Regions from separate parts of the Homo sapiens genome. Here region 1 is linked to region 2. A link is a contact called in ENCODE POLR2A ChIA-PET data. All regions are on one chromosome and are shown on one strand. Each heading gives the region's core, a stretch centred on a gene start or an enhancer-like site at or near the end of the contact. The rest is flanking DNA. Distances are from core to core; before and after follow the strand shown.

Region 1 (4,443 bases), core at 509-3,008, 810 kb before region 2:
CACCATGCCCGGCTAGACAAAAGTTTTGGAAGCAAGCAATCTCATTACATAAATGGCAGAGAGGGAGGAAAGTTTTTAATAGCACTTGAACAATCTGGTTTGAAATGAAGAACTTTCAACTTCAGGAACCCAAAACACTATGATGTTTAAAAGAACAATTCAGTGAGCTCTTGCTTCTATACAGATACTGCCCTGATCAGAAAGGACTACCTCACTTAAAGCAATTACAACATAGGGAAGATGACCCATGGCTTCTCATTCCACTTCTTTCAACAATCAAGAATGTACCAAATACATAAGGCCTGATTTAGACTTGGAATTGCTGATATTTTCTATTTTCAGAGGTTCAATATGAAATCCTTTTTAAACCAAAATATAGAATCATTGGCCCATGACTGAGTTTTTAAGTGTTCTGTTTAAGTGTTCTGATCACACTAAAAACACAGTCAACACACCACAGATAATGTGACGGTTAGTATTATCTTGTGTTTCCCCTTACTAAATGGCATCAGTAACATTCAGAAAATTGTCAAGATGTGATTGCACAGACAGATACTTCCTCCAGTAGTATCTGGTTTCAGGTATCATTTAAAACAAGAATACCCCTCTACGTTAAGGACATTTCAGAAAGAGATCAACTCTTTCAAGTTTCTGAGATCAACTCTTTCAAGTCACACTATTTGTTTCTCATGACCTTAAAACAGAGATCACAGTTATTTTGAGAACGGATGCTGAGGAAGAGATTCTGCTTCAGGCAAAGAAAATGAGTAGAAAAATGCTAACGATGGCTACCAGGAAACGGAGGACTGGCATTGAATGGCAGCACAAAGGTTTCTGCAGTATCAGATGGAGTGGTTTCTCTTTCTTGAGGGGAACTAAGGGAGAGTACATATAAAAACATATTGTAAATTACATACCCCACTTATACCTCACAAACTTTTCGGATGGTTATTACCAACTCTAGTCTGCAGATGAGGAAATCTGTCTATTATCATCCAATTAAGTGAATGGCAAACACTAAACCTAAAATTAGGCTTTTAGCAAGTTTTCACTACAAATTACTGCCTCTCATATTCCCACAATGCCACTGTTTGTACTGAGTGAAAAAAAAATTACACAGATAGGTCATACATGTTCCAAGCTATAACTATCACAGATCAAAAGGGCATAGTCAGATCTTTTAGACTTTTCTGCTTTTACGAAAACCTGATAACTTCTTTAGCCAAAGTCCCCACGGTGGCGACCAGAGACTGCCTTTTATTTGGGAAGATCTTGTACGTTCTCCTCGCTCCTCCTGATTGGGTTAAAATGAGTAATGGCGGATAATTTTTAATTTGGGGTAGTGTTGCTAATAGCCACACTCACTGGAACGCAAGCTTCATGAGAGCAGGGTCCTAGCTTTGCGGATGGTGTTAACTACAGAATATTGCAAGCAACCAATAAGTATTTCTCTAATGAATAAATGCGTTGCGAATCCTATTTCAAAGGGCCACCTCCGCGTACCTGGTCTTAAGGGCACGCGACCGTTAAGGGCGCGCATGAGCAAACCATTTCATCGTGCCTACTTCCACAGCCAGCTGGGAAACATAGGACTAAGGTGACTCCGCGGTCTTCTTCGCGGATACCCTAAGCGTCTCTTACCTGCAGCTGCGTGCCTGTTCACACAAACCCGCCCGCCGACCCGTCAGCGGCTGGCCAAGCCTGCTGCGGAGGCCCAGCCAGCGAACAGCAGATACAACCGCCATCTTTGATTTCTCTGCAGAGCATGTTGGGAAAGCGTGCCTCGACCTTCAGGAAGGTGGGGCGCAGTGGGCGGGGAGCAGGGAACAGCTCCGCTATTGGCTGAAGCGGAAGAAGACGAAAGCAATCATAAAATGGGAGGTTGCAAGCTCATGGTTTGAAAGACTTCGTCACGGAAGCTAAAAGCTCTATACACCCGATTTGCCTCGGAGGAATTTTCCTAAATGATTATTTTGATGTCTTATATATCTTTGATTGTTTTCAAAACAAAAGAGCGAGCAGAGAGTCGTACAACTATTTGTTCCCCCCCCATGTAGAAGTGATCTCATCCACGTAAATGTCGTTCCTGCGACCGCTTCCGCGCGCAAGCGCACGTTGAATCGCGTGGTGACTCCGGGCTTGAGGTTGAATTAAGAATAGTCAGGTGGTGAGTGGAACGTCTCTTGGGGTGTCGGAATTCAAAACGGACCTGGAGGATGTTGATCTCCAAGAACATGCCCTGGCGGCGGCTGCAGGGCATTTCCTTCGGGATGTATTCGGCTGAAGAGCTCAAGTAAGGAGTTGGTCGGGTAGCGTGCCCAGCCTGGATCTTGAGGTCGGCGCCCTAAACTACGATTCCCAGAAGCGCTTTTGCCCAGTCTATCCTCTTGAGTCCAGGCTTGTCTGGCGCTTGTCCTGCTGGGAGCCGTAGTTCTGGGAACGTTCCTGGGCCGGCGTGGACTGCCTGGATAAGAGGCCGGTGGTGCTGGGGGAAAGAGTTTGCGCTGAGGTAGGGGAATATAAGGGTGGGGAGGGTCCTGGTCTGCAGCGTTATCATCTGCCAGTCTCCTCGTTAACTAACAAGCATTTGTGGAATTAACCATAGTGTACCTGACATGGTTAATTAGGCACGTAGTAAGTTTCCTCTTGTTTGTAAAATGATTGTCCTTCAAGTGTCAGTTCAGGCGTTAACTTCTCTTTGCTAGGACCCTGCTATATTCTCGGTCTGGTTGTTAAATCAAGGGAACTCTCTTTAGTCTTCATTTTGATCAAGGTAGCATTTGACATTCTCCAATGCACTCTCTTGAAACTTTCCTTTCTTCCAGAACCTTATTTGTCTTCAAGTTCTCCTATTTTTATGACAAATACTTCTACCTCCCTCTCTTCCTCTATCGATCTATAACCTCACAAACATTTATTGAGCATCCAGTTTTTTCCAGGCACCAAGCTAGGCGTTAATGACACATTGGTGAGCAAGGTCTGTACCTCATTTTACTCCTTAAATGTTGATGTTCTTCAAGATTCTATTCTAGTAATGTTTTCTTCATGGTAAATATTGTCCCTAGACAATCTCACCACTTTCATGATTTATAGTCTCAAATTTAAATCCCCAACGCAAATTTATTTCCCTGATTTTCAGACCCATTTGTTCAGCTGTCTGTACATCTTTAATTGAATTTCACACAGAGATCTTAAATGCATATCAAAAACTCAACATGGCCTAAATGCATATCAGAAACTCAACATGGCCGGGCACGGTGGCTCACGCCTGTAATCCCAGCACTTTGGGAGGCCGAGGCCGGCGGATCACGAGGTCGGGAGATCGAGACCATCCCTGGCCAACATGGTGAAACCCCGTCTCTACTAAAAATACAAAAATTAGCTGGGCGTGGTGGCGGGCACCTGTAGTCCCAGTTACTCGGGAGGCTGAGGCAGGAGAATCGCTTGAACCCAGGAGGCGGAGGTTGCAGTGAGCCGAGATTGTGCCACTGCACTCCAGCCTGGCGACAGAGCAATACTCTGTCTCAAAAAAAAAAAAAAAAAAACTCAACACGGCATCCCTCTTCAAAGGGAGGGGTTACTTACCCCTCCAAAATGGTGTACGTAGTGCAAAATAGTCACTAGAAACTGGAAAATTATTCTAGATCTCTCCTGACATATAACTTATTTATTGGGCTCTTACTTTGTGTCACCTACATGTCTATTTGTTCTTAGTCTCCTTTTTCTCCCAATTGCTACTGTGTTGCCTCTGGCCCTTATCTCATATTTGAATTGTCTTTTCCTTCCACCCTCCCCTTACACCTCTCAAGTGCATGCTCCACACTGCTGTCAAAATTATTCTTGCAAAGTGCAAATGTAGTCATGCTACTGTCACCCTTAAAACCCTCCAAATGTTCTCCATTTCCCTCAGATAAAGTATATTTTCTTAGCATAGCCTGCAAAGTCTCCCATGATCAGACCAATGCTGATTTTAGCTATAACATCATCCCTTCTTCAGCCCTATTAAACCACCTGCATATTCCAGAAACCGCCATCATATTTCAACATCTGGGCCTTTCTTTAAGCTATTCCCTCTGCATGCAGTGTCCTTTCAGCCAAAAGGAGGTACTTCCCTCTGTCCCCTACCCAACATACACACCTGAAAGCTCAGTTCACCTCCCTTGTTTTGTGAGGTCATTTTGCACATGATACAGTTGTCTGTCATGGTGCTTTAGTGACTTTTTGTGCTTATGTATATTTGTCTTCCTCCACTATCCTTGAGCTTCTTATATGTGTCACTCTTGTCTTTTATCCTCAAGTCTGAATAAATGGATGAATAAACTCCTGAGCCACAGCTCTGGTATCATTGGTAACAGTGTGCTAGCCCAGAAATTCCAATTATATCATCACTGCCATAAGTGGATACGATTTCATCCAAAAGCAGAAGTGTTTTAAGTTGCCTGA
Region 2 (4,322 bases), core at 1,604-4,103:
TGGCCTGAGAGCATGACTTTCACATTTTGAAAGAAGTGGGGAGCTGGACACGTTGATTGTGGGGAAGGACATTTTGGCCAAAGAAACACTAGTGTAGTATGCCTGGCATAGCACGTGTGAGGACCCACGGCAGGCCAGTGGGCTGCAGCAGAGAGGAGAATGAGGGTCTGTACGGATGGGTCAACAAATACTTTCTGAGCTCCTGAAAGTGGTGTGCTGCAGGCTACGAAAAATGTGAAGGTAAGTCAAGAGTCTCTGCAGGGCAATAGGAGAGAGAAAAGACTCTGGGACCTGGAATGTGCTTTCAGGTCCTTCTGAGCAATGGTATGTTTCTGAGGTCTTTGCAAGTAGGACAGGATTTGTCATTCTTGGGATAAGCCTTTCCTTACCCAAACTCTTCTTTTCCCACTGTTTGCTGGCATTAAGGGTGGCAAAAGACAGCCCTAAGGTTACCTTTATTTTTGTTCCTTTGGCATTTGCCTTTTTTTCTCTTCTGCATGGGTGCTTGAAGGAAAACATTTCTAAACCCTTGCAATTTGAACTGTTTTTAGGATATGTCTAGGTGAATGTCAATTTTCATTGAGTTTTATAGAATTCAAAGGAGCTCTTTCAATCCATAAATTCAAGTTTTTGTTTTTAGAGCCCATTTTAACTTTCTTAATTGCCTCTTTTCCTTCAGTTTGGTCTCTTCTTTAGAAACACTATTTGTAGAATGGTTTTTAATTTTTTTTCTCTGTATCTATCAGCGACTTTCTCATCACAGTTACAAATGGCACAAATGTGACTTGCCACAATGTCAACTCCAGTCTATACAAAGACGAATGGGCTGGGAGACATGAGTAAGAATTTCAAAGACGCTGAAGCTCAACAGCAGAAATGAACAGAAGGAACGATGCAGGTGGAAAACCATCACTGCCTGCTAAAACTAGTGGGTGAAAAATTGATGAGAAATAGGGCATTGGCATAGCCTTGGAGCCTCTCCCTACAAAACACTTATTAATTACAAAGGGAAAAATTGTTACCCTAGGGTGGAAACGTTTGTCAGATACCACCTAATCCAAACAGTTGATGCTAACATCACTAATACTGGGACAAAGGCAGACTGTAGGGCTACCTCCTGAAATGAGGTAACGAGGATGCAACTTTAGTGCAGTGACATTCTGGCCAAAAATGCACAATCTGAATCTAACCATGACGAAACATCAGACAAACCCAAACTAAGGGACATTCTACAAAACAGCTGGCCTGTACTTCTCAAAAAATGTGAAGGTCAAGAAAGACAAAGACAGGCTAAGGACCTCTGCTGGATTCGAGGGAACTAAAGAGACATGAGGGCTACATGTAATCCATGATGCCAGGTGGAACCTGGGACCAGGAGAAACACATGGGCTATCATGGACATTATTGGGACACGGCCAAAAGTTCAATCTATATTGTGAGTAAGATAATGACATGAAAAGTTAATGTTACTGGCTGGGTATGATGGCTCAAGCCTATGGTCCCAGCATTTTGGGAGGCCGAGGCAGGTGGATCATTTGAGGTCAGGAGTTTGAGACCAGCCTGGCCAACATGGCGAAATCCTGTGTCAACTAAAAATACAAAAATTAGCTGGGCGTGGTGGTGGGCACCTGTAATCCCAGCTACTCAGGAGGCTGAGGCAGGAGAATCACTTGAACCCAGGAGGCGGAGGCTGCAGTGAGCCGAGATCGTGCCGCTGCACTCCAGCCTGGGCGACAGAACGAGACGGTCTCAAAAAAAAAAAAAAAAAAAAAAGTAAATGTTACTTTCTTCATTTTGAGGACTGTACTGTGATTATTTAAGAGAATGCCTTTGTTCTTAGATAATATAGCTAAAATATTTAAGGGTAAAGGGTCACAATGTTTCCAAGTTACTCTCAAACTTTTCAGAAAAGAAAAAACAGAGAGAGAGAGAGAGAAAGAGAAGCACAAAGCCCAGGGGAAAAATGTGTGAATCTGGATAAAGGTTATATGGGAGTTCCTTGTATTATTCTTGAAACTTTTCTGGGAGTTAAAATAATACCCAAAAGTGGCCAGGCACGGTGGCTCATGCCTGTAATCCCAGCACTTTGGGAGGCCGAGGCGGGCAGATCACCTGAGGTCGGGAGTTCGAGACCAGCCTGACCAACATGGAGAAACCCTGTTTCTACTAAAAATACAAAATTAGCCGGGCATGCGGGCACATGCCTGTAATCCCAGCTACTAGGGAGGCTGAGACAGGAGAATCGCTTGAACCTGGGAGGCAAAGGTTGCGGTGAGCCAAGATCGCGTCATTGCACTCCAGCCTGGGTGACAAGAGCAATACTCCGTCTCAAAAAACAAAACAAAGCAAAACAAAACAAAAGTTATTACTGTGTATTAAGAATTACAATCAGTATTGAGGGTAGTACAGAGCACCAACAGGATATGCTATGGGTTTTGGAGTTTTCTGCATCTACACAGGTATACTGGTAAGAAGATGGAGAAGTTATGTAGAATTTTATTTAAAAAAATTTTTTTTTTCAGACAGGGTCTCAGTCACCCAGGCTGGAGTGCAGTGGCCTGATCATGGCTCACTGCAGCTTCAACTTCCTGGGCTCAAGCAATCCTCCTACCTCAGCCTCCCGAGTAGCTGGGACTGCAGGTATGTGCCACCATGCCCGGCTAATTTTTTTTATTTTTAGTAAAGGTGAGGTCGCACTATGTTGCCCAGGCTGGTCCCGAACTCCTGAGCTCAAGTGATCCTCCCACCTCAGATTCCCAAAGTGCTGGGATTACAGGTGTGAGTCACCGTGCCTGGCTGTATGTACAGTTGTAAAAGGGAAATTCCAATGAATATTTTTGAGAATTGGCATGTTAAGCAGCGTCAGGTTTCTCAGCTCAAAGCTGGGGCAGAGCTATTGATGTTCTTTCAGAGAGCATCCAGCACTGGCTCAGCAATCAATAATTTGACATGAAACTCTCCAGTTTGCTTCTGAGAGTGACCCAATTTGCAATGCTAAAACTGGGTGTTTACCATTACTAGTGCAGACAATGTCCCTATGCCAGTGGTTCTCAAAGCTCAGTCCCCAGACCAGCAGCATAAGCATCACCTGGAAACTTGTTAGAATGCAAATTCTCAGGCTCGACCTACCGCGACCCACTGAATCAAACTCTGCAAAGTGTGATTCACCCAGAGTTGAAATCATCCAGAGAGCTTTTAAAATTCCCAATGCTCGGCCAGGCGTGGTGGCTCACGCCTGTAATCCCAGCACTTTGGGAGGCCGAGGCGGGCACGTCACAAGGTCAGGAGATCGAGACTGTCCTGGCTAACATGGTGAAACCCCGTCTTTACTAAAAACACAAAAAATTAGCCGGGCGTGGTGGCGGGTGCCTGTAGTCCCAGCTACTCAGGAGGCTGAGGCAGGCGAATGGCGTGAATCCGGGAAGTGGAGCTTGCAGTGAGCCAAGATCGTGCCACTGCACTCCAGCCTGGGCGACAGAGGGAGACCCCATCTCAAAAAAAAAAAAAAAAAAAAAAAAAAAATCCCAGTGTTCAGGCCACACCTAAATTCCATCAGAAACTCTAGGGGTGGGGTTCAGCAATCTTTGTTTTAACAAGTTCCCCAGATGACTCCGATGCCTGCTCAAGAGACCCACCAACCGGATGATAAGGAAGATGCTGCCAGTGTCTAAACAGTATTGGTAGGGTCCTTCTAATACTGAGAAGACGACAACCAAGAGAAATTCTAATTTTGATCCTACTGAAGATGCTAAACTCTGACAGGAAGTACTTGGACACGAGACTGTTAACACTTGCAATAATTTATTTCTGTTTAGAGTATGTTCTACATTCTTGAATCTCAAATGCTAAACAAGATCAATAGGTCAGGATGTAGCCATGTGTTTGCTTTTACTATTTATTTATAATTCTCTTTCCTTCCCTTGCCCCATCAGTATTAGACTTGCCCCTACGTATTAGTCTGTTCTTGCATTGCTATAAAGAAATACCTGAGACTGGGTAATTTATAAAGAAAAGAGGTTTAATTGGCTCACAGTTAAGCAGGCTGTACAGAAAGCATGATGCTGGCACCTGCTCGGCTCCTGGGGAGGCCTCAGGAAACTTTTAATCATGGAGAAAGGTGAAGGGAAGCAGGCGCATCTTACTTGGTGGAGGAGGAACAAGACAGAAAGAGTGGGGGGAGGTCCTGCACACTTTTAAATGACCAGATCTTATAAAAACTTGCTCGCCATCACAAGAATGGCACCAGGAGATGGTGCTAAACCATTCATGAAGGACCACTCCCGTGATTCAGTCACCTTCCACCAGGCCCTACCTCTAACATT

Evidence for each region. ChIA-PET counts read pairs that join two places held with the same protein, here RNA polymerase II (POLR2A).
Region 1: POLR2A ChIA-PET joins it to region 2 with 12 read pairs in PC-3. The contact joins the promoter of PTCD3 here to the enhancer-like site in region 2. POLR2A ChIA-PET finds 5 or more read pairs at or near these places in 2 of 52 experiments (BJ and PC-3).

What each region holds. Positions count from the first base shown.
Region 1 is chr2:86,103,550-86,107,992 of GRCh38, reverse strand. It overlaps PTCD3 (pentatricopeptide repeat domain 3), which reads right to left and starts at 1,758. Exons shown (of 24, transcript NM_017952.6): 1 at 1,642-1,758. The coding sequence starts at 1,745. It overlaps POLR1A (RNA polymerase I subunit A), which reads left to right and starts at 2,107. Exons shown (of 34, transcript NM_015425.6): 1 at 2,107-2,293. The coding sequence starts at 2,217. RefSeq lists enhancers at 1,448-1,707, 2,088-2,297, 2,498-2,587.
Region 2 is chr2:85,293,227-85,297,548 of GRCh38, reverse strand. The region is part of intron 4 of TCF7L1 (transcription factor 7 like 1); the gene reads right to left. Among named protein-coding and RNA genes, the nearest start is that of TGOLN2, 33 kb to the left of the region's middle. RefSeq lists an enhancer at 2,499-3,170. Within about 2 kb of position 2,853, at least 3 of the 41 ENCODE cell types and tissues checked have a DNase peak (open chromatin) inside an H3K27ac peak, as active enhancers do; they include PC-3, where a contact is called at or near this core.